Linked DNA regions of Homo sapiens: region 1 is linked to region 2. Evidence: chromatin loops called from intact Hi-C (ENCODE). Cell type or tissue: mammary epithelial cell. All regions are shown on one strand. Each heading gives the region's core, and the rest is flanking DNA. Links, peaks and the distances in the headings are about the cores only. Region 1 overlaps CTPS2 (CTP synthase 2). Region 2 overlaps CTPS2 (CTP synthase 2).

Region 1 (16,648 bases), core at 4,052-9,051, 75 kb after region 2:
ACGACGAGTTAGTGGGTGCAGCGCACCAGCATGGCACATGTATACATATGTAACTAACCTGCACATTGTGCACATGTACCCTAAAACTTAAAAGTATAATAATAAAAAAAAAAACAAAAAAAAACTTTTGGCGAGGCATGGTGGCTCACACCTGTAATCCCAGTACTTTGAGAGGCTGAGGCGGGAGTATTGCTTCAGTCCAGGAGTTCTAGGCCAGCCTGGGCAACATAGTGAGACCCCATTCCTACAAAAAATAAAAATAAAAGGTTAGATGGGCACGGTGGCATGTGCCTGTAGTCCCAGCTACTCGGGAGGCTGAGGTGGGAGGATCTCTTGAGCCCAGAGGTGGAGGCTGCAGTAAGCTGTGATCGTGCCACTGCACTCCAGCCTGGGTGACAGAGCAAGACCCTGTCTCAAAAAAAATTTTTTTTAAGGAAATGACAAGGACCATTGCATGGTGACTGTAGTTTGCTTTTTAAAAATCATTATTCATTTGTTTTTAGATCAGTACTATCCAATATAACTTTCTACGCTGGTAGAAATGTTCTATAATCTGCACTACCATATATGGTAGGCACTAGGCGCACATGGCTACTGAGCACTTGAAGTGTGACAGGTGCAAATGAGGAATGGAATTTTAAATTTTATTTCATTTTAACTGATTTAAATTTAGATAGCCACTGTGGCTTGTGGCTACCATATTGGACAGTGCAGTTTAAAAATTTTCCCCTCTTCTTGGGAGGCCGAAGCGGGCAGATCACTTGAGGTCAGGAGTTTGAGACCAGCCTGGCCAACATGGAGACCCTGTCTCTACTAAAAATATAAAAAATTAGCTGGGCGTGGTGATGGGTGTCTGTAATCCTAGTTACTCAGGAGGCTGAGACAGGAGAATTGCTTTAACCTGGGAGGTGGAGGTTGCAGTGAGCCCAAATCACTGCACTCCAGCCTGGGTGACAGAGCGAGACACACTATCTTAAATAAATAAATTAATTAAAAATTTCCTCTCTTCAAATGTAACAAGACACATAGGGACATGTCTGTATTTTATACCACTTCATAAAATTTAACATGCAAGACTCTAATATATGATAATTCTTCCCTGTGAGAAACGTGTGTGTGTGTGTGTGTGTGTGTGTGTGTAAAAGATTGCTGAAAAAGATAGGTTAGTCCTAAGATAGAGCTGGATATCTTGAATTAAATGAAAATATACCCAGACACATCTAGCTTATGACTTAAGTTTGTTCTGTGTGAAACAGAAATGAACCCGGCATAGAGTAGCGCTCACGGCGCATATGCAGCACAGAGTGCACTCACATTTTATTGCATGTGCAAGAGCCACTGTTGGTCTGCATTCAGATGACCCACATTTTATTTCTAGCAGTTGTTTTTTATTGGCAGATGAACGTCCTAAAATCAGCAAGTTCAGCAGTAACGTATATTTTGATAATTGTGTTCTTGAGTGTCATGGTTTGTTTTATTGTCCTACCGCCAGTCTCTGAACATATGAAAGACAATTAGTGAACCCAGTCATTAAGCTTGGAGATGAATAAATTCAAGCTGAACTTCATTTTGTTAAACTCAGCCTGTGCCATTTGGATGTGTTGGCAGAGCTTGGGGCAGACAGCCATCAGATAGGAAATGAGAGCTGTTAGATTAGAAACAGGCCCGCCCAAGTCCACTTGCTAATGTGGGTAGGAAATTATACTTGGCATAGGAAACAATCCTGAAAATCATACACTTAGCAGTTTTTATTGGTTCTTTATGTTTCCATGACTGTTTGAGGAGATACCAAGTTATGAATATATAACCCCTATCAATAGCAACATCTTATGTTTTTATATAGTTTTCAGAGCAAGTTTATACAGTTTCTTTTGACTCTCAAAACATTTTGGTGAGTTTGGAGGTATTATTGCCATTTTTTCTAGACTCAGAAGTCAATGACTTGTCCAAAGGTACGTGGCTCATAAATAGTATAACCAGGAGTGTGGGGGGAAGATATGAGCCCACTGTATTCTTCCCCAGGCTTAGAGATGGGGAAGGAAGTGGGTGTAAAATCTGGCACGCAAGGAAATGAAGTTCCCTCAGTCCTTTGGCCCTTGTCACTTGCGTTAGGGGACATGCCCTAGTGGGTCCTGCTGCCCTACCTGTGGCACAGCTTAAACCCTACCCTGTGCCCCGAGCTAGTATAATGGGGATTCTGGCTTCACCTTGAAGGATCTATGTGCCAAGTAAGTCACTTGAACGTCCTTGACCTTCATGTCATCTCAGATAGGAAGTTGAGTGCAACTTCCAAATCCCCTTTCTTGGCTAATTCTATGACACAAAATGTTGCATAGAACGAGGAAGGAGTCTCCATTTGAGCAGGGAGAGTGCATGAATAGGATGTATCAGCTTTTTTGGCTGTTGTTTTTTTTTTCCTCCAAATATTCTTCAGTTATTCCTATGTACCAGTAGAAGGGATTTCTCTGAACTAAAGTCTAAGTAGGAGGTATCTTTCTACTTGATTGGTTTTAAGGATATGTTGTTTTATATGTTTATCTAACATATGTTGTCTTTTCTGCCAGTTCTGAATCTTCTATCTCCTCTCCTTATTCTAGTGCTCCCCCCACCCCCGCCACCACCTACGCTGTTTTTGTTCAAAAGCCAGAGAAGGAAGTGAGCATGCAAATCAGGAAACAGATTGTCTTTTTGCCTATGCAGATTTGTCTGTGATTTTGTTTATTTATTAATATTCACTTAGCATGTTTAGAGTAAAATCTTCCTTTTCTAGTCTATCAGCATAGGGTTTCTCCAATTGTTCCCTTTCCTCAAAAAAAAAAAAAAAAGTAAAATTTCACCTGTTAGGGAATTCAGACTTTTTTTTTTTTTTTTTTTGAGACAGAGTCTTGCTCTGTCGCCCAGGCTGGAGTGCAGTGGCGCGATCTTGGCTCGTTGCAAGCTCCGCCTCCCGGGTTCACGCCATTCTCCTGCCTCAGCCTCCCGAGTAGCTGGGACTACAGGCGCCCGCCACCACACCCGGCTAATTTTTTGTATTTTTAGTAGAGTTGGGGTTTCACCGTGTTAGCCAGGATGATCTCGATCTCCTGACCTCGTGATCCGCCCACCTTGGCCTCCCAACGTGCTGGGATTACAGGCGTGAGCCACCGCACCTGGCTGGGAATTCAGACTTTTATTGCTATAAATCAGCAAAAGTTTGGCCAAGACTGGGGATGGGTCAGGCATGAAACATTTCCTTGTAATATCATCTCCATAGATCAGTAGAACTCTAGTGGAGTAGATCAGTGTGCTGATTTATTTGGAACTGAGTAAAAGGAACCACAAACAGACCCCACAGCTCAGAGTGAAAGTTGAGTTGCAGAGCTATCTCATGGGGAAGGGGTATTTCTAAGGCAACCCAACCTGGCGATATTTGTCAATAATTGGTCCTATTTTGAATACTTTCTGTGACTCAAGGTAATCAGGGCATTCCATATATTTCTAATTTTGAAATTTGCATAATTGTGAAAATTATTTCTCCAACTCTTGGACCTATGAGAATGTTGGAAGGGAAAACTTTCACGCTGCTGACCTAAAATCATAATGAAAACATGATCTGAAGGAGATAACATTTCAAGGCAAGTGTAGAGAGTGCGTTAACATTTTTTATGTCACTGCAGGGTGTTTTCTGGGTCTTGAGCCAATATGCACGTCTTAGTCCTCATGACCACCAAGTTCAAGCTCCTGTGCAATTTGCTGATCGTAGATGACTAGTTCCTCCGTAATGAGGAGGTGCTGTGATTCTCAAGCACGGAGGCCAGCACAGATCTGGATCTAGGGAGGTGCTGTGGTCCTTAAAACACAGAGCCAAAAGCCAAACTGCAGCTGAAAAGAATTACAGCATTTCGCTAATGTAATCAGGGATACACAGCTGTGTTCACTGTTCTCTAGTCCTTTCATGTTGCTAGAGGGGAGAAAAGATAGTTTTTCCTCTACCCATCATAGGTTCATGGCCAAGGCCCTGATAACAAAAAAACAGATTAACAAGCAAAAAGCATACAGTTGGGCACAGCAGCAGGTGCCTATAATCCCTGTTATAGCAGGTGCCTATAATTCCAGTTACTTGGAAGGCTGAGGTGGGAGGATCCCTTGAGGCCAGTAGTTGGAGACTAGCCTGGGCAACAGTGAGGCACCACCTCCCCACACTCACACACACACACACTCCAGCCCCATTTCTTAAAAAAAAAAAAGAGACAGAGAAAAGCATACAAATTTATTTAATGTAAGTATTATGGGAACCTTCATAAGGAAATGAAGATTCAAAGAAACAGGTAAACTCTGGTCTTTCTAAAACAGACCTGATGAAGAGTAGAGAGTCATGGAGAGTTATAATAGAGCAAAAAGAGTGTGATCTCATGGTAATATAGTAGGGGAACTTAGCAAGGCCTGTTTATTCAGATTCTTCCCTGGGATCCTGTGTCTTCAGAGATAAGGATACTCGTTTCCTCTGGGTATGGGGGTTGGGGGTACCTCTCACCTGAGGGCCTTTTGACCTGCTTGGAGAAGGTCAGAAAATCCTTCCGGGGTGTTATGACCTGCTTCAGTGGGGGAAGGTCAGAGGAAGGTCAGAGAGAACTTCTTGCACATGCTGTCTCAAATTCCTTCCGCTTCATGCAATGTATATGTGGGGGCTGTTATGGTTAGAGTCATAATAGTCTAGGTCAGGGGTTGACAGACTTTTTCTGTAAGGTTAGAGAGTAAATATGTTAGGCTTATGAGCCATACGCAATATGCCAAGATGCCATATTTTGGGGTAGTGTGTCCTGAACTCCCTCATTGCCAAAGGAAACAGTTGTCATCAGAAGAATGAAGAATGAAAAAAACAAACTGAAGATCCAGGTAATATCGTATGCTATGTTATTACATTGAAGAACAAATTGACATCAGTAGGAGTAGGACTAAGTGATGCTCAACCTCAGATGGACTGAGGTTTAGTCCCTAGTATGACAAGAGTAGATTCACAGAAAATAAATGGGTCCATCAACTCAGGCTTTCATTTTAAATCAGTTTGTTAATATAACACCTCTAGTAGAAAGCAAGCAATAGTTAAGGTGGCAGGAAGGCAATCTACTTTCAAGGCTTTTATTAAAGTTTAGAAATGATCAGTGGTCTTCAGAAGATTATAAATTTCAGTCTAAACTGAAATGCGTTTTTAATTTTCTGAATAAGTAACTTCCAGTTTACGATGAAAATAAGTGATCAGTTTCTCTGACCAAAGAAAGAGGCCATTGCATGTGATTGGACTGACCTCTTCCTGTGGTGACTAGAAAGTGCTAAAAGAATATTCTTTAGTATTTTCTCTCATACTAAGGGGTTAATATGGAATGTGTTTGAAATTGCAAATTGAATAATTGTCCAGGTTTTTTTTTTATACCTTGCTAAATTAGTTCCTCTTTTAATCTAGTGATAGATACAGTGATGCCAGTGATGACAGCTTTTCAGAGCCAAGGATAGCTGAGTTGGAAATAAGCTGAAATGAATACATGACTGGGAATAATGGGGACTGCCTGTGAGGGTAAGATGGAATCTTCGAGGATTGTTCATTTCTCTCATGGACAAGCTGTCATCTTGGTATAGAGGCGGGTATTATAGGACTCGCCTCACAGGATCTTGCCCCTTTGAGATACTCCCATTTGACTGGCACAGTTAGCAGGACACGCATGACAGCCCATGACAGAGTTAGTGTTTGGGGAAAATGGAATGCACCTTGGGCCAGGAAAAAAAAAATATAAGTACACCTATAAATGTATATGTGGGGGCTGTTGTGGTTAGAGTCATCATAGTCTAGGCCAGGGGTTGACAGACTTTCTGTAAGGTCAGAGAGTAAATATCTTAGGCTTATGAGCCATGCAGTTCCTGCGGCAACTACTCAATTCTGCTGTTGTAGCAGGAAAGCAACCATAGACAATATGTAAGTGAACAAGCATGGCTGTGTTCCAATAAAATTTTATTTACAAAAACAGTTTGCTGATCCCTGGTCTAGGCCACTCATAGAAGAGCAGATTTCCTTGGATTTGTATAAAATAAAATTAAAATAAAATAAAACATAAAATAAAATAAAATAAAATAGTATTTGATTTCTTTGTAGGGAGATGCAAGAGACAGGCTTAGTGTCCAAGGGCAGCTTATTTTTCCATTGCTCTATTATGCACTATTAGAGAGAATACCAGCCTGGATAGCTTCAGTAAATTTATGCTCAGTGGCAGATAGTGCCTGGATTGCCCTAGGCATTATGGCAGGCCTTGACTTGTATAAGCTGTTCTTTAGCAGAGACAGCAGCTTTTGGAAGACTTGTAAAGTGTTCATTGCTTTCCTGTGAGGTCTCTTCATGTTTATCAGGGAAGATGCAAAGCTGTGTCTATTTAGTTTTGCCTCAAACATGGAGACCCTTTGGAGCAAGCCAAAATGGTGCAAAGGTTAGCTGGAGATATTGAAAGACTTGTATTATTCAGTTCCTGGTGTTGCTAATATTTATATTCTTTTCTTTTAAGCCTCTGAAATAATTGAAGGCAAGATGAAGGAACTATCTGAAGAAATCACTACACTCTTAGAGAATCCCTCTGTTCTCCAGCAAACATGGGATGTAAAGCCTCACAGGGAATCTGATAATACATACTTCTGTCAACCAGAACCAGAGGGGTAGTTTTCTTTTCCCTCCAGAGGCAGCCTTTGGTACTTAAAATATCTGTAGCTGATTAAATTTTTCCCAACAACCTCACTGGGGAGAAAGTGTGTTCATGTTTTGTCCAGCGGATCAGGATGTTAGGATGACGAGCAAGAGTCCAGGTCACTGTGCCTTTGCTGTGTTGTATGGAAAGGATGGCAGGGAACATGCTGTAAGTAATTTTGAGTAAGAAAATGAGTCACTGTGTTACCTGGAACTCAGCCACAGATTTGTGTGTGGTCCAAGATCATTGCAGTTTCTCACCCTGTTTATTTCCTGGTAAAAGTAAAATTGAATAGGTCCAAGACTTGGGGGTGGCAAGTAAGGCTTTGCCTCAGGCACAAAATTTAAGGGGGCTCCAAAAAACTCAGGAATCAAGATCAGCAATACAGTCTGAGTATCCCTTATGTGAAATGCTTGGGGCTAGAAGTGTTTTGAATTTCAGATTTTGGAATATTTGCATATACATGCGATATCTTGGGGATGAGACTCAAGACTAAACATGAAATTCATTTATGCTTCATATACACCTTATATACATAGCCTAAAGGTAATTTGATACAATATTTTAAATAATTTTGTGCATGAAACAAAGTTTCGACTGCATTTTGACTGTGATTTCTGGCATGAGATCAGTTATGGAATTTTCCACTTCTAGCGTCATGTTGGCATTCAGAAATTTTGAAATTTTGGAGCATTTTGGATTTTCAGATTAGGGATGCTCAACCTGTATATATATTTTTTAATCGACGTGAAATTCACGTAACATAGAATTAACCATTTTGAAGTGAACAATTTGGTTGCATTCACTGATGTTGAGCAACCACCACCTTTAACTATTTCCAAAACATTTTCATCACTCCAAAATAAATGCCTGTACACACTAGCAGTCACTCCCTATCTTCCCCTCCACCTGTCCGCTGGCAACCACTGATCTCCTTTTTATTTCTGTGGCTTTTTCTATTCTGGATATTTCATATAAGTGGAATTACACAATATATGTGGTCTTTTGTGTCTGGCTTCTTCTGAGACAGTAGGAAGGGGGGCTTGGCTTTGGCTCACCCCCACTAGAGCATTTTTTCATGCATTCCCACTGATCACAAAACCCATACTACTACCTCATTGACACCATACCTGCTAACCTCGAGGCTTTAGTCATACAAAGAAAATGGCCTTTCTGTATTGTTCTTCTGTGCTCTCATAATGCTTAACCATGTCTTTTACTTAAACAATTCCAGGAACTGGCCTTAGGAGATCCAAATAGGGAACCAAGATTGCAGAGTGTCCCATCTTGGGAGGGAATGCTGAATAATTAATTGATTTACAGCCTTGTTGCCGCTGGCCAGACCACCAGGTGGCCCATTACTCGAGATGATCATCACAACCAGATGATGCTAACCTATATCCTCTACCCTTCGCGTGCTTTGTCTGGGAAGTCTTTTGGCCCCATGTCAGTTTCTATTGCATTGAGAGCCCAAGAGCCCCTGGTCAGTCAGGCTTCCATTTAGCATGGCGTTTGCAAGGTTTACCCATGTTGTAGCATGTGTCAGAATTTCATTCCTTTCTATGGCTGAATAAAATTCCATTGTATGAATATACCACAATTTGTTTCACCTTTTGGTTATTGTGACTAATACTATGAACAATCACATGCAAATGTTTGTTGGAATGCCTGTTTTTAATTCTTTTGGGGTGTATGCCTAGGAGTGGAATTGCTGTGTCATATGTAATTCTCTTTAACTTCTGAAGAAGGATCAGTAATATTTTAATGTAGTATTATTTTAAAAAATCAAAATTAGGCCAGGTGCGGTGGCTCACACCTGTAATCCCAGCACTTTGGGAGGCCAAGGCGGGCGGATCATGAAGTCAGGAATTCGAGACCAGCCTGGCCAACATGGTGAAACCCCGTCTCTACCTAAAATACAAAAATTAGCTGGGCATGGTGGCCCGTGCCTGTAATCCCAGCTACTTGGGAGGATGAAGCAGGAGAATTGCTTGAGCCCGGGAGGCGGAGGTTGCAGTGAGCTGAGATTGCACCATTGCACTCCAGCCTGAGCGACAAGAGCAAGACTCCGTCTCAAAAAAAAAAAAAAAAAAAATCAAAATGAAATAATTCACATTTGAACACAAAATCAAATTTTCAAATAAAGACAGGATCCAGCTCTGCACCTCCTTCACCTCCCCCAGTCCTTGCCCCATTCTCTGACGTTCTTATCTAGTATGTTTTCTACTTTTTCCTGTTGAATGTGCTTGAGATGACTTAGTTGTTGCCTACATTTAAGCTTTCTAATACTAATTTAAATATTTTAATTGTTCAGTTAATTTTTTTGTGGTGGTTTTGCTCCCCCCCCAACTTTTTTTTAATGCCATAAGGTATTATGGCCTTATTTTGTAAGATGCCACAGAAAATTCATCTACCAAGCACATACAAAAATGAAATGAGTAATTCTGGTAAACAAAAAAATTAAAGAGCTTTAGGGCCCTGCTTGCGAAAATTACAGCTTGAAGATCACAAGAGGCTCCAAATGAAAAGCCCGCACCCACGGTAGGTTAAAAGCTGGAATAGGCCTCATAGAGAGGGGGTTGGAAGCTCAGAGGCAACACTTTTAACATCACAAAGGGGTAGTCTGGCTTAAATGGAAGTTTTCAATTTTAATGATTGTGATTTCTAAAGTCATTTGTAACAGAGTGCTTTCCTGTGGGCTAATGATGCATGTAAACAGGACCAGAAAGACAAGCACTTAAGAAACAATAAACCATCCTGTCCCCTTGAACTTGGAATGTAGGGAAGCACAGAAGGACAGTAGCATGGCTGCTTAGCATACAGGTACTGGAACAAGAGTGAGACATGAGCACATAGAAAGTCACTATAAATCATTACTCAACAAATGTTTCTTGAGCCAGGCATGGTGATAGGGGTCCCAGTCCAGACCCCAAAAGAGGGTTCTTGGATCTTGCGCAAGAAAGAATTTGGGGGCAAATTCATAGAATAAAGTTTATTAGAGAAGTAAAAGAGACAAAAGAATGGCTACTCCATAGACACAGCAGCGGCACGCGCTGCTGACTGGGTATACTTATGGTTATTTCTTGATCATATGCTAAATAAAGGGTAGATCATTCATGAGTTTTCTGGGAAAGGGGTGGGGAATTCCTGGAACTGAGGGTTCCTCCCCTTTTTAGACTATATAGGGTAACTTCTGAACACTGCCATGGCATTTGTAAGCTGTCATGGTGCTAGTGGAAATTTCTTTAAGCATGCTAATGCATTATAATTTGAGTATAATGAGCAGTGAGGATGACTAGAGGTCACTTTTCTCACCATCTTGGTTTTGGCTGGCTTCTATACCACATCTTGTTTTATGGTCAGAGTTTTTATGACCTGTATCTTGTGATACCAGTCCTGCCAACCTCCTATCTCATCCTGTGACTAAGAATGCCTAACCTCCTGGGAATGCAGCCCAGTAGGTCTCAGATTCATTTTACCCAGCCCCTATTCAAGATGGAGTCACTCTGGTTCAAATGCCTCTCACAATGTCAGGTGCCGGGGGTGCAGTGGGGAGTAACCTCAGATAGAATAGAAAAGGAACTCAGTTCCTTTTTCACGTTTTTTTTTTTCTTCTTGTCTCACTGATCACAAGACCCACACCCCTGCCTTGCTGACAATTGGTTTTAGATAAGGCTTCAGGCTTACAAAGAAAATAGCCATTCTTCTGTGCTCTCATAATGTTTAATCATGCCTTTTACTTAAAAGAATTCCAGGAACTGGCCTTAGGAAATCTAAACATCAAACCGAGGTTTCAGAATGTCCCATCATGGGAAGGGAAGGAACCCTGAACAATTGATTTGCAGCCTTGTTACAGCTGGCCAGACCCCCAGGTGGCCCATTACTCAAGATAACCATCACAACTAGATACGCTAACCAGCATCCCCTACCCGTCACGTGCTTTGCCCAGGCCAGCCTGCATACCCTACCCATGATACCAATTCCTGTGTTTGCCTAATAAAAAAAATCCCTACCACCTTTTCAGGGAGTCAGCTTGAGGGTCCTTGTACCTCTGGTGTCTCCCCTGCACTCGAGCACAAGCCCCAAGATAAAAGCCTTTTCTGGAAATCTGCTTGTCCCCATGTTAACTTTTATTACATGATGAGCCCAAGAGCCTGTCATCTGTAACAAACCTGCCTTCAGACCTGACCATCTCTTGGGGGAAGGCAGGCTTTAAACAAATCTATAGGGAAATAAGTATTTAATTATATTAATAATTGTGATATGTTTAGAGGCTATGACACTATCAAAGAACAAGGACAAGGGGGCTTGAGAGTTTAAAATGGGGTCCTATCAGAAACTAGAGAGCCAAGGACAGCCTCCTGAACAAAGCAGGTAAATACTTTACCTGGTTTTGTGTGTGGTCACACAGTGCAAAGACAACGGGCCGAGAGCTCTGAGACCCAGTGGGGATGTGCTTTTCCTGACTGACAGGACAGTTGGGTGAGTGGTGGCACTGTTTCAATGGTATCTTCATCTGCTTGTTGTCAGCCTATAAATGTCAATGAAGTGAAAGTGTAGGCTAAGTGACAATTAAGAATGGAGTTAGGGCTGGGCATGGTAGCTCATGACTATAATCCCAACATTTTGGGAGGCTGAGGCAGGAGGATCGCTTCAGCCCAGGAATTCAAGACTGGCTTGGGCAATATAGTGAGACCCTGTCTCCATGAAAAATAAAAAAAAATTAGCTGGGCATGGTGGTACATGCCTATACTTCCAGCTACTTGAGAGGCTAAGGTGGGAGGATCACTTGAGCCTGGGAGGTCAAGGCTGAGGTGAGCTGTGATGGCACCACTGCACTCCAGCCTGGGAGACAGTGAGACCGTCTCACAAAAAAAAAAAAAAAAGCTAGATGGCTTATGGAGAAAACAAGCAAACAAGAATGGGTCTCTTCCAATCTAATTGTCACTTTTGTTGCTGTATTTCTTTCTTGAACTTTCTATTTTGTTAAAATAAGTACTATTTACATACACATCTGTACTCTGTTAAAGTCAGTGCCAGACATTGGCCGTCACCACCATTTCTCCTACAGCTAAGGTTCTGCAACCCAAAGGTGCCATAGAAAATCAGGTAAGATACTTAGAAATGTGTAGGGGAGGGCCAGGTGTGGTGGCTCACGCCTGTAATCTCAGCACTTTGCGAGGCCGAGGCGGGCGGATCATGAGGTCAGGAGTTCAAGACCAGCCTGGCCAACATGATGAAACCCGATCTCTACTAAAAATACAAAAAAATTAGCCAGGTGTGGTGGCACGCGCCTGTAGTCCCAGCTAGTCAGGAGGCTGAGGCAGGATAATTGCTTAAACTGGGAGGCAGAGGTTGCAGTGAGCCAAGACCACGCCATTGCACTTGAGCCTGGTCAACAGACTGAGACTCCGTCTCAAAAAAAAAAAAAAAAATGTGTAGGGGAGGAAAAATATTTTTTTTAATCTACCCATTCCAAGTTCATGGCTGAGGCCCTATAACAGAAGACAGATTAATGAGAGAAAAGTGTACAAATTTTTTAAAGTTTTATGTGACACATGAACCTTCATAAGAAAATGAAGACCCGAAGAAACAGTTAAAGCTGAGAAGCTGAGGGTTTTTTATTGTAGGTTTGGTGAAGAGTGGAGATTGTGAATCCCGAAAATCTGAGACACGTCTCAGTTAATTTAGAAAGCTTATTTTGCCAAGGTTGAGGACGTGCACCCATAATATGGCCTCAGGAGATCCTGATGACAAGTGCCTAAGGTGGTCAGAGCACAGCTTGGTTTTATACATTTTAGAGAGACATTAGACATCAATCAGTATGTGTTAAGATGTACATTGGTTCAGTCCGGAAAGGTGGGACAACTCGAGGCAAAGGCGTGTGAACCCAGATAATTTGAGGTAGGTCCCAGTTAATTTAGAAAGTTTATTTTGCCAGGGTAGAGGATGTGCCCATGACACAGCCTCAGGAAGTCCTGACGACATGTGCCCAAGGTGGTAGGGGCACAGTTTAGTTTTATACATTTTAGGGAGACATGAGACATGAGACATCAATATATGTAAGAAGTACATTGGTTTGGTCTGGAAAGGCGGGACAGCTTGAAGCAAAGGCAGGAAGACTCAAAGCAGGGACTGGGCTTCCAGGTCACAGATAGGTGAGAGATGGAAAGTTGCATTCTTTTGAGTTTCTGCTTAGCCTTTCCAAAGGAGGCAATCAGATAGCATCTATCTCAGTGAGCAGAGGGGTGACTGTGAATAGAATGAGAGGATGGTTGGCCCTAAGCAGTTCTCAGCTTGACTTTTCCCTTTAGCTTAGTGATTTGGGGGCCCCAAGATTTATTTTCCTTTCACAGGTGGGACAACTCAAAGTGCGGAGGGGGTTTCCAGGTCATAGGTAGATAAGAGACAAATGGTTGCATTCTTTTGAGTTTCTGATTAGCCTCTCCAAATGAGGCAGTCAGATATACACTTATCTCAGTGAGCAGAGAGGTGACTTTGAATAGAATGGGAGGCAGGTTGGCCCTAAGCAGTTCCCAGCTTGACTTTTCCCTTTAGCTTAGTGATGTTGGGGCCCCAAGATTTATTTTCCATTCATATTTTCCCCCTTTTCTTTTTAAAAATCTTTTGGAGAAAGCATTTTAGGAGAAAATGAGTCTCTGGTCTCAGGTTTCATCTGATCTGTCATGGCTAGGATGGTTTATTCCTAGACGGGTAGGTCCCCAGTTATTAGGAAAGTTCATTTTTAGCAGGTTGTGAAGTCTCATGTCCTATGAAGAGAAAATGGGGGAGGAAGGGATAAAAACAACAACAAACAAAAGAACAATCCTGGAAAATCGATATAGGCCACATTACTCTGAAGTTTATATATCAGTAGGCAGGGATGAAAGTGCCTTATGTATGTAAGCAGGTTGCTGTTATTTTCTTCTAAAGTTTAAGTTGTCTGGCTTCAGTTTGCAGGGTTTACAAAAGCACAGCTTAGTTTTCAGTGACTCCAAATTAGGAAAAATGGGGGAAAAAAAGAAGGAAAAAACTTGAAAACATTATTTTGAAGACTTGTAGCCAAGAAAAATTAGAATTCAGTCCAAACTGTAAAAAATAATAACAATTGAAAAACATTAGGCAAGGCTAGAGTCTAACAACAGGTGTACTATAGTTTCTGAAACGTAATTTTTCTCTCTGCAGTTTCCCATTTCTACTAAAGAGAAATCATGGTAGGACCGATTTGCTTTGTTATACTTGGCATGATTATTTCTATAAAGTGCAGCAAGAATAATTATTTTTTTACATAGGCTTTTAAATTGGCTTTGATGGAAATTTGTTCCATAGAAGGAATCTCGGATAAGACTTTTTAAAAGCCAAGCTCAGCCATGGATTTGTACCATCAAATACCTATGAGTTGGGTGAATTCCTCTCCTCTTGAGGTTCCAATATAAACTTGGGGTTCCTGGGCCTGTCAGAAAGTGACATGCTTCACTTACCACAGGTCAGGAACCCTGTACAGGAACTGTGTAGACTAGGTATGAGGCCAGTATTTCCAAGGGGCTTTTATTGGCTCCATAAGTCAAGTTTGGTTTTTTAAAGGAAAGCACACCATTCCAGTCAAAGCCTTGGCAAAATAACCAGTTTCTCCAATTGTGTCTGAAAACAGATTCTTATTGCACTTATGCAAATAACTGTGTTGCCATAAGTTAAGAATATTCACAAATAGTTTCCAAATTCTGGAGAAATCAGGTAGAGAGAAACAAATATATTTTAAATTTTGTTCATAGGAGTATACTAAATTGTTAAAAGCTGTCAATAGTGCAAAAGAAGTTTCCTGACTCTGGAAAAACGAAACAAAGGATCAGCAGCATTTTAAGCAAAAAGTCAAAAAGATTACCTCAGTTTTGTATTAGTTCTGTCCATGCAGTTAATTCCTGTTCTGCCTGATGTTCATGAACATTTCACTTCTCCATGAGTCCTAAAAGTTTTTCCTCTATTCTGATGTCACAATCTCCAAAGTTATCAGAAACTTGTACTCAAGAGCACCTGTTAAGAGTTTTATAGATGATTATAAAACCACCTTCTAAAGAGGACCAAAACAAGACAACAATTGTCTATGGATGACAAAAAGTTTAGGGGCAGCCATAGTCAAGGACACAACTGACAAGGAAATTCATTACCTCTGTGGCACACAATAACTTAACATAACAGTTATAATTATTACTGATAATGTACACTAAGCATATTAGAATTATAGTCCCATATATCCATATTTATACAAATACAGCCCAAAAAAACCCAAACACCAGTTCATATTTGACAATGTTTCCTGTATAATTTTTATACCAAATAAGCCAAATTATGTTATTTTGGACTTTAGGGAGCCTAATATCTTAAAGGATTAATTAGGTCAGAGAAAGACATAATTTACAATTTGATTTTGGAAAGTTTGTCAAATATCAAAGATTTAAAACACGTGATGTCACAGGTCATTGTAAAATAAGTCATTCCTTTGACCAAAGTGATAACTCAAGGACTTCAAAAAAAGGAGAAAACCTTCATTCTTTGAGAGGAGACTTAATTTTGCAAACAATAAGCCCTAATAGAAACATCATAAAGCCAATTAAATTTGTTTTTCAAAATTTTATAAACAATGTATAAGATTTTTAATCTTGACCGTAAGATATGACTTCCATAAGCCTTTTATAACCTTTATAACCTTTATTATTATTAAGCAGTCGGTTAATGCTTCAAGAAAACCTTGTTAATTTGACATAGGGGCACATATGCTGGTCTTGCATCAGTGTGTCTTTGACATTAATGATTAATTTATAGAGAAACTGAACTTATTTTATCTCTCAAAATCAGCCCTTACAATCTCACATGTCCACGTCTTCCACGATAGTCCCTGGGCCTTGAGGAGTTGAATAGCTTTAATTTCTGGCCCTGTGTCTCAGGAATGCAGTTTATTTTGATTGACATCTTCTACCACGCCTGAGGATGAAGCTATAATTGCTGTCAGTGTTTAAGATTTAGCAGGACTTGGTATCCTTTTTAGACCCAGGAGTCAAAGCCCTGTAACTCAATGTCACAAATACTTTAAGAAGCACATACATCTTTCTAGATATACAGATGTAATAACCTTAATTTAAAAAAAGTTTAATCTCAGTTTTTTCCCTAAGCAAACCGAAACTTAATTGTCAGGTCTCTGAGCCCAAGCCTGCACGTATACATCCAGATGGCCTGAAGTAACTGAAGAAATCACAAAAGAAGTGAAAATGGCCGATTCCTGCCTTAACTGATGACATTACCTTGTGAAATTCCTTCTCCTGGCTCAGAAGCTCCCCCACTGAGCACCTTGTGACCCCTGCCCCTGCCCGCCAGAGAGCAACCCCCTTTGACTGTAATTTTCCACTACCTACCCAAATCCTATAAAACGGCCCCACCCCTATCTCCCTTCGCTGACTCCTTTCGGACTCAGCCCGTCTGCACCCAGGTGATTAAAAAGCTTTATTGTTCACACAAAGCCTGTTTGGTGGTCTCTTCACACGGACGCGTATGACAATAATAATGGCATAGGAATTGTTTCAATAAAATGTAAAGTCTGTTAGGCCAGTTACCAAAAGGCAAAAGAAAAGGTCTGCACTGCACAGAATATTATGTTGGAAGAAAACATTTCCTTTAGACCTTTAAGAAAACATTGTTAGCATTAGTCCACAACAAACAGAACTTAAGGAAAAAAAAACTTTTATGAGCTGAAAATGAGTCGAAGGAGAGCTTTACTGTTTCGCACCTTTTAAAAGGGGAGAGAAAACAGAAAATGGTGAGATGCAATAAAAGTTGAACTTTATTGCTTCTAACCTCCAAGCTGTCCTTGTTTATTCCTGGGCATAGGCCGAACTAACTTAGGGAGGAACTCAGTTTATAGTTTAGCTTTGAAACAAAGACAATAACAGTCC
Region 2 (16,648 bases), core at 6,208-11,207:
AATTAAAGCTTTTTTTTTTTAACATCACACACACAACACATATAAATGCACAGACAGAAAGAAGATCCAGTAGTTGTAAGCACCCAAATATCAATCAGAAAGGCTTATCCCCTAAACTAGGAATTGAACCCTGAACCCAGGTCACCATTGTGATGATGGAGACCAAGAGAAAGTACTGCCACATGGTTGCAAGGTCAAGCTCCCAAGGACATGAAACAAGATGAGAGGGAACCCTTATCTAGTTTTTCTTCAGGGACCTACAGCAAAGTTTGTTATTGACCAGTTTGCTGGGGTGGCTTGAACAGCAGGCTTACAGGGGTCCTAGGCCCACATTCTATCCTAAGACCCCTCATTATGACAGAACAATACAGAAAGACACACAAAGCACACCAGATTCACTGTAGCTTAAGAGTAGCCTCGGCCGGGCGCGGTGGCTCACGCCTGTAATCCCAGCACTTTGGGAGGCCGAGGCGGGCGGATCACGAGGTCAGGAGATCGAGACCATCCCGGCTAAAACGGTGAAACCCCGTCTCTACTAAAAATACAAAAAATTAGCCGGGCGTAGTGGCGGGCGCCTGTAGTCCCAGCTACTTGGGAGGCTGAGGCAGGAGAATGGCATGAACCCGGGAGGCGGAGCTTGCAGTGAGCCGAGATCCCGCCACTGCACTCCAGCCTGGGCGACAGAGCGAGACTCCGTCTCAAAAAAAAAAAAAAAAAAAAAAAGAGTAGCCTCACAAATCCTTTTTACCATTAATCAAAACTTTACACAGGAGACAGTGATTTTTACCATTCATTCAACCAATTTGCACAGAGAGAGAGAGAGGCCAGAAGTCTGACTGGTAAGAAATTCTTACCCTTTTGTCGGTATGCTAGGCTTCTGGGTTCCCTTTCCTTGAGCAGCCCTAGTGACCCGGCTGGCTGCACCACAGCCCTGGGGGCCAAGCTGTAACACAAAGGAAAATTATCTTTTCCTGTTCTGGCCAGAGCAAAATATGTGTGACAAAACATAGACATTAGCCACTCTGCCTAGCACCCAATATCTTACTGGCAAGGCTCAAACTTGCCCCTGGTTGGGCCCCATCATCATTAATCCAACCTCTGACCAGGAGTTTCAACTTGTCTCTGGGCAAGATGGTCGCCTTGAGTAACAGAAAAGATACGAAAAGGAAAGGAGATAAAGGGAGAAAAGCATTGCCCGCAGCATTTTGGGGAAGGCAAAGAGCTCAGGGAGGCCAGAGAAAGACGCACCCATTGCAGTGACACTGAAAAGTTCAGGTGGCCGCTTGTCGGTCGTGAAGGGATCTTTTCCAGGAGTCTCATCAACTCTCAAGTTTCCCCTTTTGAGGAGGAAAAAGCTCCCCATGTCCCATGGTCCTGTGCATGCCTAGTTCTGTCACCCATAGCTATCAGCAAAGAGTGCAAGGCAGAATAATCCAAAGAGAATAGCAATTAACATCCCATAGTGCCAAACCTATTCTTAGCAGAGAGGGACTTTACTGAGAGAGGCCTCTAACCCCCTAAACCTTAGGAAGGACTCTAACCTTCCTAAGTTGTGCCTCCAACCCAAGGTCATTCAAGCATCCTTGCCTTTTATTGAGAGGAGCCTTTAACTCTCTCTGTTTTAGGAGAGACTCTAAGTTGGGCCTCTAACCCAATCCCATCCTTTACCTGGGTATATGCACCCCATTTACCCAAAGTCAGCCAATTGGTGCACACAGACGATTTTCCTTTGGGTCTGGGGTCTCTTCAGTATTGTTCTTTCCGTGTTTCACTAGAAAGATGTTACTGGAGGCTGGGCATGGTGGCTCACGCCTGTAATCCCAGCACTTTGGGAGGCTGAGGCGGTCTTATTGCCTGAGCTCAGGAGTTCGAGGCCAGCCTGGGTAACATGGTGAAACCCCATCTCTACTAAAATACAAAACATTAGCTGGGCGTGGTGGCGTGTGCTTGTAATCCCAGCTACTCGGGAGGCTGAGGCAGGAGAATTGCTGGAACCCGGGAGGTGGAGGTTGGAGAGGGCCGAGATCGCGCCACTGCACTCCAGGCAGGGTGACAAGAGCAAGACTCTGTCTCAAAAAAAAAAAAAAAAAAAAAAAAAAGAAAAATGTTACTGGACCCCACCACGTACTCAGTATTGTCCCTTCTGTGGTCGCTAGAAAGATGTTACCAGAAACGGGTCCCAATCCAGACCCCAAGAGAGGGTTCTTGGATCTTGCTCAAGAAAGAATTCAGGGTGAGTCCATAGAGTAAAGTGAAAGCAAGTTTATTAGGAAAGTAAGGACATAAAGAATAGCTGCTCCATTGACAGAGCAGCCCTTTCTCTCTTGATGATATTTTCCACATGTCTTAGATTTTAGGTTTTATTTTGTAAGTAATTGACAGAACTCTTGGGGGCAGCATTGCATCATGAGGTTAGCATGATCCTCCTGGGTTTTCTGTTGAACTGTGTTGCTGTTGTGTTTGCCTAGGTCTGTGAAGTCTTCTAGCCAAGAAATTTTCATTTGCCACTACTTAATTAGCATTTGAAATCTTAGGCTGATTTTTCCAATTTAACTCTTTCTGATGATGTCAGAGATCTTAACATTTTTATAATAGTGTTTTGAAAGAACCTTAACCTATTTTCATTCAGTTTCTTTTCCCAGTGGCATTCTTAATTGAATTGGGTTTCTCAGTTAGTATGCTCTGATGCCACAAAGACTTATCGTAAAATATATATTGAGGTCAGTTGTGAGAAATTGTCACAATTTCTTCATAACATTGGGAAGATTTCAGAAAAAAAGTTCAGGGTGTGAAGTCATATAATTGGTTCTGAAAATAGAGCTTGAGCATAGTCACTAGTGATTGGACCAAGCATTGCACGAATGGCTGAATACACTAGTTTAAAAAAAAAATGGATAGTCAAGTTTACCCTCATTTTGTATTGATTTCAGTGGTATTCTTGTGCCTGGAGGCTTTGGAATCAGAGGAACATTGGGAAAACTCCAGGCGATTTCTTGGGCAAGGACAAAGAAGATTCCTTTTCTGGGTAAAACTCATGTTTATTGACCCTAACTATGAGTTTATTAGATTTTTGACACCTAGGAGGGGTAACACTAAAGGTTTGTTATCGTAAAGGTGTGAACTCGGATTTGAAAGTTCAGGTGCCAAATAGTCTGCTATAGGGTCAACAAACTATATTCTAAATTTGGCCCACAGCCTGTTTTTATGAATAAAGCTTTATTGGAACACAGCCACACCAATTTGTTTACATATTGTCTATGGCTGCTTTTGTGGTCCAACGTCAGAGTTTCAGACCCTACGGCCTAGAAGCTTTACTATCTGAAAGAGGCTAGAATCTTTACTATGTGACCCTTTACAGAAAACGTTTCTCATCCTAGGAGAACTTGCTGCTATTCCAGCTGGGTAGCAGAGGCTGGGAGAAGGCTCCATCTGCAACTGTGCTTACCTTCTCCAATTCCCACCTCAGTCTCCAGAGTAGCTGGGACTACAGGTACACACCACTGTGCCTGGCTAATTTTTGTGTGTGTGTGTGTTTTTTTTTTTTTAAGAGATGGAGTCTTGCTATGTTGCCCAGCCTGGCCTCAAACTCCTGGGCTCAAGCAATCTGCCCACTTCAGACTCCCAAAGTGTGGGGATTACAGGCTTGAGCCCCCGTGCCCGGCCGAGTTGAGCCTTTTTAATGCTTTTTTTTCAAATTGCGAAGTACGGCTTCTGTACCAGGGAAACCAGAGGAAATGGGACCTTGATGCGGGAGAGGCAGCCCTGTAGCTGGGGACTCAGGCAGGAGGGGGAGTGCAGAGAGGCTGTGTTTCCCACTGTGCAGTGGATGGCTGGGTGGGTTTATGAGCCCATTGGACAGGCTTTTAGTGCCAGCAGACCATTTATTTCCCCCCATTACCTGCTCTTTGATTAGCTTCTTAGACTCTCTCCTCTTAGGATCCATTTTCAAAATAGAAGACTGGAGTAGTTACCTGGATACCTTGTTTTCTTTTACTGGTCTAAGCTCGTTGGGGGCCATTGTTTTTTTTTTTGAAGTTTCTGTCTAAATGTGGGTAATGTTCCTCAGATTATTTTAATAGTATGGAATGGTTTGCAGGTCTTTAGCTTTCCCTCTAGCATAGCATCTCTTTATGTCCCAGCCATATGGAACTTTCTGAAATCCCCCTCACCGCCACCCCCACCCCCCAGCACTCAGCTGTTTCCTGCTTATTGACTTCTGTTCTGGCATCCCTGATATATTGATTGCTCCCTTCTTTGTTTCCCCTGTGTACATCTTAAGTATCTATCGGAGGAGCATCTGGGATGCTCTTTGGCATTTGTTTAGTGGAGAGAATTGGTGAACTGCAGTGAAGGCGGAGCTGGGTCTGGGAGCATCCCTGTGGCAACAGGCTTGGGCGACACAGGTCTGCCTTCCTTCATCACCGAGCACTCTGTTCAGGCCCATCGTGTCTCCTTCCCTGCTGCCCACCATGCTCAAGCCCACTGTGGAGTCTCCAACCCCCACCCCCCACTGCTGCTTTTCCTTACAGTGAAGGCTATGGGGCTGCCTGTGGGTTAGCAGCCTGACGTCCTGTAGGCACTCAACCTCTGGCCAAGCCTGTGTTTATGGCTGTGAAGTCACCATGAGAAGGAGTGGGAAATCTTAGCCCAGGAAACTCCCTCTGAGTTGGGGTGTTAGATGTTCTCTGAAGGAATCAGGCACTGCAGCCCACTAAGATGCCTCAACTCAGGGACAAATCTAGAAGGTGGCAGATTTGTCTCATGGACTCTGCCTCTTTCTTTCCTTCTTTCCTTCCTTCCTTCCTTCCTTCCTTCCTTCCTTCCTTCCTTCCTTTCCTTCCTTCCTTCCTTCTTTCTTTCTTTCTCTCTTTCTCCCTTCCCTCCCTTCCCTCCCCTTCCTTTTCCTTCTCCTTCCTTCCTTCTTTCTTCCTTCTTCCTTCCTTCCTTCCTTCCATCCTTCCTTCTTCCCTTCTTCCTTCCTTCCCTCCTTCCTCTCTCTCTTTTTATTTTCTTTTTTTTTGAGACAGAGTCTCGCTCTGTCGCCCAGGCTGGAGTGCAGTGGCGCGATCTCTGCTCACTGTAAGCTCTGCCTCCCAGGTTCACGCCACTCCCCTGCCTCAGCCTCCCGAGTAGCTGGGACTACAGGCACCCACCACCATGCCTGGCTAATTTTTTTTTGTATTTTTTTTTTTTTAGTAGAGATGGGGTTTCACCATGTTAGCCAGGATGGTCTCGATCTCCTGACCTCGTGATCCGCCCAACTCAGCCTCCCAAAGCGCTGGGATTACAAGTGTGAGCCACCGCACCCAGCTCCTCCTTCCTCTCTTTCTCTCTTTCTTCTCTTTCTTTCCTTCCTTCTTTCTCACCCAGCCTGGAGCACAGTGGTGTGATCTCAGCTCACTGCAACCTCTGCCTCCCGGGCTCAAGTAATTCTCCTGCCTCAGCCTCCCAAGTAGCTGGGACTATAGGTGCATGCCACCACACCTGGCTAATTTTTGTATTTTTAGTAGAGGCTGGTTTCACCATGTTGGCCAGGCTGGTCTCGAACTCCTGACCTCAAGTAATCTGCTCACTTTGGCTTTCCAAAGTGCTGAGATTGCAGGCTTGAGCCATTGCGCCCAGTTGACCCTGCACTTTTCTGACCTCATGTTCCTTCTTTGTCAACTTTGGGACTTAGGCGGCTTCATGATAGTCTAAGCCCCTGCCCTGCTCTCTGTCAGGGATTCTTCTGAGAGGACAGCAGGGAGCAAAACAGGCAGAGTCTTGCTCTCTGGGAGTCTGCATTCTAGATAGGGGAGACAGGCAGCCAACAAATGAACAGAAAATGTGAACAAATACAAAGTGAGTTCATTTGCTTTGCATATGTGCTTTTTAAAATAGGAGTTTGTCTTGGGATGCAACTAGCAGTGATAGAGTTTGCAAGAAACTGCCTTAACTTGAAAGGTAAGTTCGAGGTTTGCTAATGACCATTTATTTAAAAAATTTTCTCTCTTCAAATATTTTTCAGCACTATTGGTGAATTACTGAACTCTTTTCTTAATCTTCAGATGCTGATTCCACAGAGTTTAGGCCAAATGCCCCAGTTCCTCTGGTAAGTGGCTTGTTTATCTTTCTGGGTCCAGTCATTGTCACTTGGGTCCTGGCTCTTGCCTAAATTCATAAGGGGCTATTGGCTGGGCGCCATGGCTCACCCCTGTAATCCCAGCACTTTGGGAGGTCAAGGCGGGCGGATCACTTGAGGTTAGGAGTTCAAGAGTAGCCTGGTCAACATGGTGAAACCCCTGTCTCTACTAAAAATACAAAAATTAGCTGGCTGTGGTGGCAGATGCGTGTAATATCAGCTACTCGGGAGGCTGAGGCAGGAGAATTGCTGGAACCCGGGAGGTGGAGGTTGCAGTGAGCCAAGATCATGCCACCGCACTCCAGCCTCAGTGACAGAGTGAGACTCCTTCTCAAAAAAAAAAAAAGGCGGGGGGGGGTCTATTATTATTTTTTCTTTACAGCACCAGAACATTTTAAATTACATTATTCTTATATTAAATTCCTTTGTTCTTGATAGTCCATCTTCTCAGCTATGCCTTAAAGACAGTCACAATCCTGGACTGATTTCTCTTTGTCGCAGCTTTCAAGCTTAATGTTTAGGAAAGGATTAAATCGGCTGTGACAACAATTTATAACATCTACTATAAATAAATGAGCTGTCCTGTCTCCAGACTCATCACCAGTCTGCCTATTTTCCACACTGGTGGTCATCTGTCTTTCTAAAACAAAAGCGACAGTGATTCTGCTGCCAGTCCTCATCTTCCATCAGTTTCTTTTCCCTTAAAATATTCAGTCCAGGATTCTGGGCTGGGTCCCAAAGCCACTGTGCTCTGTCACCTGCTGCTTTGCTGATTCATCCCATGGCATCCTGATTCCTCCCAGGCTTTGAGTTTTTTTCTTTTTTGTGTTTTTTTGAGGCAAGTTCTCACTCTGTCACACAGGCTGGAATGCAGTGGCATGATCACGGCTCACGGAAGCCTAGACCTCCCGGGGTCAAACAATCTTCCCACCTCATTTTTTGATTTTTTTTGTAGAGACAAGGTCTCACTATGTTGCCCAGGCTACATGCTTTGAGTTTTACGTTTGGACAATCTAAACTAGTTTTTCAGATACAGCCTGAGGTTCCCTATACCTGAGATGTCCACCTGCCTAAAATCCCTCTCCCCCTGGAATCTCAATAAAAGCATTGAAAAATTTAATTAACAACAACTCAGTTACCAACAACTTCCTATTCATCTGAGGAAACCTTTCCTGACCTCTTTTCTTTACCTGCCTCTGCCTTCTGCCTCATGCTACTGTGCTCACCACTAACAGAGCGAGTTCTGCAAGATGATGGTTGGCCTTCAGTCAGCCTGTTTGCCAGCCACCCATGCACACCCAGTCGTGTCCCTGCTGCTGGGCACCTACTTCTAATGGAGCTCGCGCCTCACAATCGCGATTGGTTTTTTAAACAGCTTTATTGAGATACAATTCATATACCACAAAATTTAGCCATTTAAACTGTATAATCCGGCCAGATGCGGTGGCTCACGCCTGTAATCCCAACACTTTGGGAGGCCTAGGCAGGTCAATCACTTGAGGTCAGGAGTTCGAGACTAGACTGGCCAACAAGTTGAAACCCCATCTCTACTAAAAATACAAAAAATTAGCTGGGCGTGCTGGTGCATGCTTGTAATCCCAGCTGCTAGGGAGGCTGACACAGGAAAATTGCTTGAACCCAGGAGGCGTTGGTTGCAGTGAGCTGAGATCGTGCCATTGCACTCCAGCCTGGGCAACAGAGTGAGACTTTGTCTCAAAAAACAAACAAACAAAAAACTGTATAATCCAATGGTTTTTAGCATATTCACGGATCTGTGCCACTCTCATTACAAGCAATTTTGGGCCATTTTCATTACTCCAAAAAGAAACCCCACACGCCTTAGCTGACACCCCCAAGCCTCCTATCTCCACCAGCCCCAGGCAACCATTAGTCTACCTTCTGTCTTCATAGATTTGCCTGTTTGAATCATTTAATATAAATGGAATCATCCAATATGTAGCCTTTTGTGACTGGTTGCTTTTACTTAGGATAATGTTTTCAAAGTCTGTCTATGTTGTAACACGTATCAGTACTTTGTTTCTTTTTATTGCTGATTAATATTTCATTATATGGACATGAAACATTTTATTTATCCATTGATGAACATCTGCATTGTTTCTACTTTTTGGCATTGTGACTAACGCTGCTGTGAACATTCATGTGCAAGTTTTTGTGTGGACATATGTTTTCATTTCACCAGGAGTGGAATTTCTGAGTCATATGGTAATTCTGTGTTTAACCCTTTGAGGAGCTGTAGGACTGTTTTCCAAAGTGGCTGCAACATTTTAATTTCCTGCCAGCAATGTATGAGGGTCCTAATTTGTCCATATCCTTGTGAACATTTGTTATTTCTGTCTTTTTGATGATAGCCATCCTAGTGGATGTGAAGTGGTGTCTCATCGTGGCTTTGATTTGCAGTTGCCTGATGGCTAAGGATGTTGAGCATCTTTTCATGTGTTTATTGGCCACTTGTATGTCTTCTCTGGAGAAAGGTCCATTCACATCCTTTGTCTATTTTAAAATTAGGGTATTTGTATTTTTATTATTGAGTTGTAACAGTTCTTTATATATTCTAGATATAAGTTCCTTATATATAATCTGTGCTATCGGCATTTGGGAACACATCATTCTTTGTTGTATGTGGGAGCTCCTGCCCACTAGGTGCCAGTATCACTCCCTAACCCCTGCCCAACTGTGACACTAAAAGTACCTCCAGATATTGTCAAATATCTCTTGGGGGCAGGGGCAGAATCGCCCTGGTTGAGAACCACTGATTTAGAGAAATCTAGTTCTATTTCTGTCCCCTGTAGCCTGTTTAATCCCTTCCCTTATGGCAAGCATTCATTCTTTTTTTTCTTGGTTCATCTTCCCATTTTTTACATATAAGTAAAGCTGTATGTCTTTGTCATCCACTTCCCTTCTTAGGGAAATGGTAGCATACTCTACACAGTTTTTTCCTGCCTTGCATTTTTCGCTTAACACTGTATGCTGGAGATCACCCCACGGAAGCACATAGAAGCATTCTTCACTCTTTTTTTTTATAGCTTGTAACTCAAACCATAATGAACCATAACTTACCAGCCAGATGGTACTTTTAAGTCTTATGCTCAGAAGGCCTAATACCAATGAAGGGTTCCTTATGAGCCTTTAATATAAACATATTTCCTGACTAATAGCTGAAATGGCTGTGCCAGGAAAACTATGGGTTTTCTTTTCTAAGATATACTTTGGGATAGGAAGTGATTTTACCAGTAGGTGCCACTGTTAGATAGTGTTGGCAAGGTTAATTCTTTGATGATTATTCTTTACTGGGGGTGTGTGTACGTGCGTTAAAAAATTTTTACACATGGCCGGGCGCAGTGGCTCATGCCTATAATCCCAGCACTTTGGGAGGCCAAGGCGGGCAGATCACAAGGTCAGGAGATCAAGACCATCCTGGCTAACATGGTGAAACTTTGTCTCTACTAAAAACATAAAGAAATTAGCTGGGCGTGGTGGCACGCGCCTGTAGTCCCAGCTACTCGGGAGGCTGAGGCAGGAGAATGGCGTGAACCCAGGAGGCAGAGCTTCCAGTGAGCCGAGATTGCACCACTGTACTCCAGCCTGGGTGACAAAGCAAGACTCTGCCTCAAAAAAAATGAAAAAAAATTTTTTTTTACACAGAGTAAAAAAGTTAAGCCCTGCAGAAAAAGGTACAGAACTGTCTCTCCTTTGCCCCCACCTCACTTCGGTTCCCTTCCCCAGTGGCAACTACTTTGATCCATTTCTTTCTTTCTTTTTTTCCTTTTTAAAGAGATGGGCTGTCTCACTATGTTGCCCAGGCTGGATATTCACAGGTGTGATCATAGCGCACTACAGCCTCGAACTCCTGAGCTCAAGTGATTTTCCCACCTCAACTTCCCAAGTAGCTGAAACTACAGGAGCTCAGCTGATGCATTTCTTTAGTTATTTCAGAGATTTGTGTGTGTGTTTTTGTGTGTGTATACCCACTTAGCCACACACATATGAATATGTATTGCGTTTAAAAAAAAGATCTTGGCTAGGTGCAGTGTCTCATGCCTGTAATCCCTGCACTTTTGGAGGCTGAGGCGGGAGGACTGCTTGAGTCTTGGAGTTTGAGAGCAGCCTGGGCAACATAGTTACACCTTGCCTCTACAATAAATAAATAAAATTACCTGGGCATGGTGGCATGCACCTATAGTCCTAGCTACTCGGGAGGCTGAGGGGGAGGATCACTTGAGCCCCAGGGGTTGAGCTGCAGTGAGCTGTGATCACGCCGCTGCATTCCAGCCTGGGTGACAGAGCGAGACCCTGTCTCAAAACAAAACCAAACAAAACAACTTTGTAGCATGCTCCAGACACTGTTCCCACCTTGCTTTATATACTGATCATTCCACATCAATGTGCAGGGATGTCTTCGGTGTGCTTGCTCTGCTGTATGCTATATGGCTGCATCCTTATTTATTTAACCAGTCTCATATTTAGTTTGTGTCCATTATTTTGCTGCTTTAATTTATGCTGCAAATTAGTATCCATGTACATATATCCTTGCACCCACGCGCGAACACATCTGCAGGGATAGATTCCTAGAAGGGGAGTTGCTAAGTCAGAGGATGTGTGCATTTTACATTTTGATGGCTCCTATACACATAAGTGAGATGAGAACAATAAAAGCTAATTGCTATTGAACGTCTTTATGGCCTGCAATGTTTGTTGGAGAAAAATAGCCTTAAGAGCTAGCACTTGTATCGATGTGAGAAGTCTTATTAAAAAAAAAAAAAAAAAGACTAAGGAGATAGAATCATAAGGCAGCAAGCACCATGAAGCCTGCAGAGTTACTTAAGCTTGAGCAAATAACAGTTACTTTGTGGGGACTGGTCATTCTGGCTGTTCTAGCTAGGAAAGTAAACAGTTTGGAAACCAGGAGCCTTCTATAGGGAATATTTACTCCTAAGATCTCTTCATAGGTCATCATGACCCTCCTTTGGCATGCATGATTAGTGCTATGGCTGTTGATGAAATCAATAGAGACACTGGCATCCAGAACAGTTCCAAGAGAAAGTGTCTGTTATACACATAAAAAGAGAAACAGATTTTTCCCTAAGGGTTAAGGTAGACTCTTTCTGCGTCTCAGAGTGCCCAGGAGAGAATGAGTAAAATTTATTTTATTGTGTCATTTCTCTGCTTAATCCACAAGGTGAAATTGAAGGCTCTGGGACTTTGCAGAATACTTAGGGTTCTATAGCAACTCTGGTTTTTTGCCCTGCTTCAAAGTAGTCTCAGCTGCCTTCTAGATGGTACATAACCAAGAGCGTAGCTGTTGCTGACTTACATTCTAACCCTATATCAATCACATGGCTGCTGCTGACATCCTTGACCTTGAATTTGGCTTCAGATCTCTCCAGTACATCTGTAGTGTAGTTCACAGCACTTTGGACTTTATATTTTGAATATTTTCAGCTTTTGAGGCATATATATATATATATATATGAATGAACAATCTCAATCTAATGTGTAGGCATGTGAATGTGCTTAACTCTAAGCATTTCTTTTCTGTTTGTTGAAAAAGGTAACTAAAAATTCTAAATTTACATAAGATATTACACCCTGAAGACAGAATTCATGTTCCACCTTCAAAAGACATCAGCACACACATGCACACTTGGATGGTGGTATGGGAAAGGAACAGGGAGAAATTCAAAGCATTTTAACGAGATGCAAATGGATATTTGAGATTTTGGTATTTGATATTATTTCAGTTTTCATTATTTATCATAGGTATGACGTCATTTATCCCTTTTTGATCCAGGAATTTTCAGGGTTAAGTGAATTTTACATCTACCATAGTAGATTTGTGAAACAGTCACATAATTAAAAGCTGATTTGGGTGAAAGTTGATTTTTGTTATACATGAAGTATAATTGATTAATGCATAACATTTTCCTGCCTTTAGTTGAAGCCCTGTTTAAAATATTTTCCTCATCTGTATTATTTTTCAACAACTTCATATGGAGTGCAAATTAAGAGGTGTTGAAAACAAACCAGATGGCCCACTTAGAATTATCTTTTAGGCAATTTTGATTACTTTGAGGATTTTCTTGCATTTAGAGTGTTGAAGTAAGCATCTCCTGACTATTACAAAGATCATATAGAAATCACTTGGAGGTTAGTTAGGGCTAAAAATCCTTTTTCCCATAAAAGTAGTCATTAGGAATACAGCTATAGGCCGGGTGTGGTGGCTCACACCTGTAATCCCAGCACTTTGGGAGGCTGAGGCCGGTGGATCGCCTGAGGTCAGGAGTTTGAGACCAGCCTGGCCAACGTAGTGAAACCCCGTCTCTACTAAAAATACAAAAAATTAGCTGAGCGTGGTAGTGGGTGCCTGTAATCCCAGCTACTGGGAGGCTGAGGCAGGAGAATCACTTGAACCTGGGAGGTGGAGGTTGCAGTGAGCCAAGATCGCGCCATTGCACTCCAGCCTGGGCAACAAGAGCGAAACTCTGTCTCAAAAAAAAAAAAAAATGCAGCTATAATATGGGTTAAATAGCTTTTTACAGACCACTCTGGGAGCCTAATACTCCTTTGATACTGTCTCTGTGGGGATAGTAGGTTTAGAGTTGACATCAGACTGTTGGCTGAGGTAACTTTTTTCTACTCAGAGAAAGAAAAGTTCTTGCCTGGGCACGGTGGCTCACACCTGTAATCTAAGCACTTTGGGCAGCCAAGGTGAGAGGATTGCTTAAGCCCAGGAGTTCAAGACCAGCCTAGTCAACATGGTGATACCTCGTGTCTACAAAAAAATAAAAAAGTAATCCTGGCACTTTGGGAGGCTGAGGCAGGTGGATCACGAGGTCAGGAGATTGAGACCATCCTGGCCAACTTGGTGAAATCCTGTCTCTACTAAAAACAAAAAAATTAGCTGCGCATGGTGGCACGTGCCTGTAGTCCCAGCTACTCAGGAGGCTGAGGCAGGGGAATCGCTTGAACCTGGGAGGTGGAGGTTGCAGTGAGCTGAGATTGCGTCACTGCACTCCAGCCTGGTGACAGAGCAAGACTGTCTCAAAAAATAATAAATAAATAATAAAAAATAAATTAAAAAGTTAGCTGGGTGTGGTGGTGTGTACCTGTAGTCCCAGCTCCTCAGGATGCTGAGATGGGAGGATCACCTGAGCCTGAGGAGGTCGAGGCTACAGTGAGCCATGATCATGCCACTCCACTCCAGCCTGGGTGACAGAGTGAGACCCTGTCTAAAAAAAGAAAGAAAGAAAGAAAGAAAAATTCTCCTGAAAGGGAACCCTTGCACACTCTTGGTGGGAATCTAAATTGGCATTACTATTACGGAAAATAGTGTGGAGGTGCCTCAAAAAATTAAAAATAGAACTACCATATGATCCACTTATCCCACTACTGGGTATATATCCAAAAGATATGAAATTATTGTGTTCAAGAGGTATCTGCACTCATGTTTGTTGCAGCATTATTCATAGTAGCCAAGATACAGAATCAACCTAAGTGTTCACTGATAGATGAATAGATAAAGAAAATGGAAAATGTGGGGTGTGTGGGAGAAATGGGGAGATGTTGGTCAAAGGGCACAAACTTGCAGTTATAAGATGAGTAAGTTCTGGAGATCTAATGTACAGCATGGGGACCATAGTTAATAATACTGTAATCCCAGCACTTCGGGAGGCTGAAATTTGCTTAGAGAGTGGATCTTCATTGCTCTCATCACACACACACAACAGTAACTACGTGAAGTGATGAATATGTTAGCTTGCTCGTGGTAATCATTCCACAGTGTATACAGAGATGAAAACATCTTGTTGTACACCTTGAATATATACAATTTTTTTTTTTTGTCATTCTGTGACTCCTACACCTTCTTACTCCCTTTGTGACCTTGGGTGGACTCAGCATGGTGACCAAAGACTTTCATGATCTGAAGTGGGTGTGCCCTCTTCATTCCTCATACTTGACATTCCACCCCAAACATGGTGTACACATTCTTTAAACAGCCTTGCATTTGGGCATGATGTGTTTGCTTGGGCTGTTTTCTCTCTTTCTGAATGCCCACTGCTGCCCCTTTCCTGCATGCTCCCCTCAAGGTTCTTTCTACAGAGCCCAGTTGAAATGCTACTTTTTTGATGAATCCTTCCCCTGACCTGGTCCCAAACTTACTGACTTAGAATCTCAGAGGTCTGGAAATTTGTGTCTCTCATGGCATCTTGTATAGTGCCTTGCCCATAATAAGTACTTTATATATGTTGGAGTTGAAATAGATAATGTATATTAACTCTGCGAGGGGCTAATTGATACCTAGAATGAACATAGGCTAAAATGAGAAGCTAGCATGAGCTAGATATCAGAACTGAACAAAACACACACCACAAATAATAAAAACTCAAACCATAGACTAACGTTGGTTGGGAATGAAGATATGAAAAATCTCAAATAAAATATTCGAACATCCAATTTAACAGCATTAAAGAATGATCATGACTGAGTAGTGTGTTTATCCTGGGAATTAAATTAACACATTATATTGATTGAACAAAAGAGAGAGACTGTGTAGCGCCATACATGCTCAACATCGAAACCTGGTGCTCACAGTCTCATAATGAACTAGGAAGACACCAGTACTTCTTAAACAAGAAGAATATCTTCCACAAAGCAGTAGCCAACAGTAAAGTTCATGGTGAAATAGTAAGGGATTCTTATTACAACTAGCAACAAATAAAAAATGTGCACCATCGTGAACAAAACAGTTGTTAAAATGAGACCAGCAAATGCTCTCTGGGAAGTGAAGCTGGCGTTCTCCTTCCTGCCTGTAGAGTTATGAATCCATACAACCTTTTGGGAAATCAGTTAGGTGGTCTGTTTGACAAACCATACAAATATCCATACCCTCTGACTCAGACATTTACTTCTCAGAAATTCTCCTAAGGAAATCAGAAATGTTGACAGAAATATGAATAGGTACTCATTACATTTAGAAGAATTAGAAATGACAACAATCTACTCATCATAACATTTGGAAGAATCGGAAATGACAGCAATCTAAATGCCCCACAATGGGGAAATAGTTAAGATTATTATGGGGTATCTGTACAGTGGAATGTAATGAGTCATGAGAAATGTTTAAGAGTTTTAATACCATGAGAATGCTCTTGTGTTGAATTAGAATGATACAAATTGTATTTAAACAGTCCCTCAACTGTTTATAAAAATCTCCTCTGTTTCTTGGTGGGTTAGAAATCACCTTTTTTTTTTTTTGAGATAGAGTCTTGCTCTGTCACCTAGGTTGGACTGGAGTGCAATAGCACAATCTTGGCTCACTGCAACCTCCGCCTCCCGGGCTCAGATAATCCTCCTGCCTCAGCCTCCCGAGTAACTGGGATTGTAGGTGTGCGCCACTATGCCTGGCTAATTTTTGTATTTTTTGTAGAGACAGGGTTTCACCATGCTGCCCAGGCTAGTCTTGAACTATTAGACTCAAGCGATCCACCTGCCTCAGCCTCCCAAAGTGGTGGGATTACAGGCGTGAGCCACTGCGCCCGGCCACCTTTCTATTTTTCTGGTTAACTTTCTAAATGTTTGAAATGGCTTCCAATGAATTTCATTTTATTATTGGGGGAAACTTCCACACTTATTTTCTTTCTTCCCAAATCTCCACAAGTATACTCTCCTCCCAAAATTTAGATAGTTGTATTTTTCTGATTATTCCAAATAAGAGTGCTGAGAGGCTAATCACAAAGAGCAGCAGCCAGAGATTTACAAAGTGTTCTCTTACTATTGAACATTTTCACTTATTCTTTTTGATAGGACACACATCCATATGGCTCAGAAATCAAAATGTCCAAGAATTTGTCAAGTGAATAGTGGCTCTCTTATTCCTGCCCCCCCATCTGCCCAGTCCTCTTGAAGCACGTAACCAATGATAATAGTTTCTACTGTGCACTTGCAGAGATTTTCCAGGAAATTTCAAGCACCTTGCCTTCCAAGTCACTATATACCAGCTACTCATCTCGTGCCCAGTTCACTTTGGTCACCCTGTCCCCACCATCCCTGTGCTTACATCAACCGGTACTTCTCTCTCTCTGAGCTCAAACACCCCAGAGAGAAGCCTGGCCCTGCCCAGCCTTTTATGGGTAGATGAGGTGGGAGCATGGGTACGTGTTCCTTTGCCCACCTCGGAGAGTCATCCAGCTTCTGGAAAAATGATAGCAGCCAACTTGACAGAAGAACCCAGCATACACATTCAAGTTCATTAGATTAAAAAAAAAAAAAAAAAAAAGGCCGGGCATGGTGGCTCATGCCTGTAATCCCAGCACTTTGGGAGACGAAGGTGGGTGGATTGCTTGAGCCCACGAGTTTGAGACCAGCCTGGGCAACACAGGAAGACCCCTGTTTCTACAAAAAGTAAAGAAAAAAAATTAGCCAGTCATGGTGGCACATGCCTGTAGTCCCAGCTTCTTGGGAGACTGAGGTGGGAGGATCACTTGAGCCCAGGAGGTCAAGACTGCAGTG

What was found. Hi-C counts contacts between places; a loop is a spot of excess contacts. Peaks named below come from ENCODE experiments on the same cell type or tissue, not always from the same donor. Only the 100,000 strongest peaks of a DNase experiment are listed, where the experiment ranks them.
Region 1: it touches region 2 in a loop (5-fold over the local background); 5 of 110 quality-filtered maps call a loop at or near these places.

Annotation. Positions count from the first base shown.
Region 1 is chrX:16,579,655-16,596,302 of GRCh38, reverse strand. CTPS2 (CTP synthase 2) reads left to right here. Exons shown (of 19, transcript NM_175859.3): 18 at 5,441-5,551; 19 at 6,528-8,304. The coding sequence ends at 5,510. Among named protein-coding and RNA genes, the nearest start is that of MIR548AM, 39 kb to the left of the region's middle. RefSeq lists enhancers at 8,877-9,660, 15,165-16,011, 16,012-16,648. In mammary epithelial cell, for the core only: no CTCF peak of the experiment used is centred there; DNase peaks (open chromatin) are centred at 6,272 and 6,902; H3K27ac peaks cover 921 bases.
Region 2 is chrX:16,656,957-16,673,604 of GRCh38, reverse strand. It overlaps CTPS2 (CTP synthase 2), which reads left to right. Exons shown (of 19, transcript NM_175859.3): 11 at 2,931-3,025; 12 at 5,881-5,943; 13 at 6,048-6,091. Among named protein-coding and RNA genes, the nearest start is that of S100G, 15 kb to the right of the region's middle. In mammary epithelial cell, for the core only: CTCF peaks have their summits at 8,778 (motif pointing right) and 9,371 (motif pointing right); no DNase peak of the experiment used is centred there.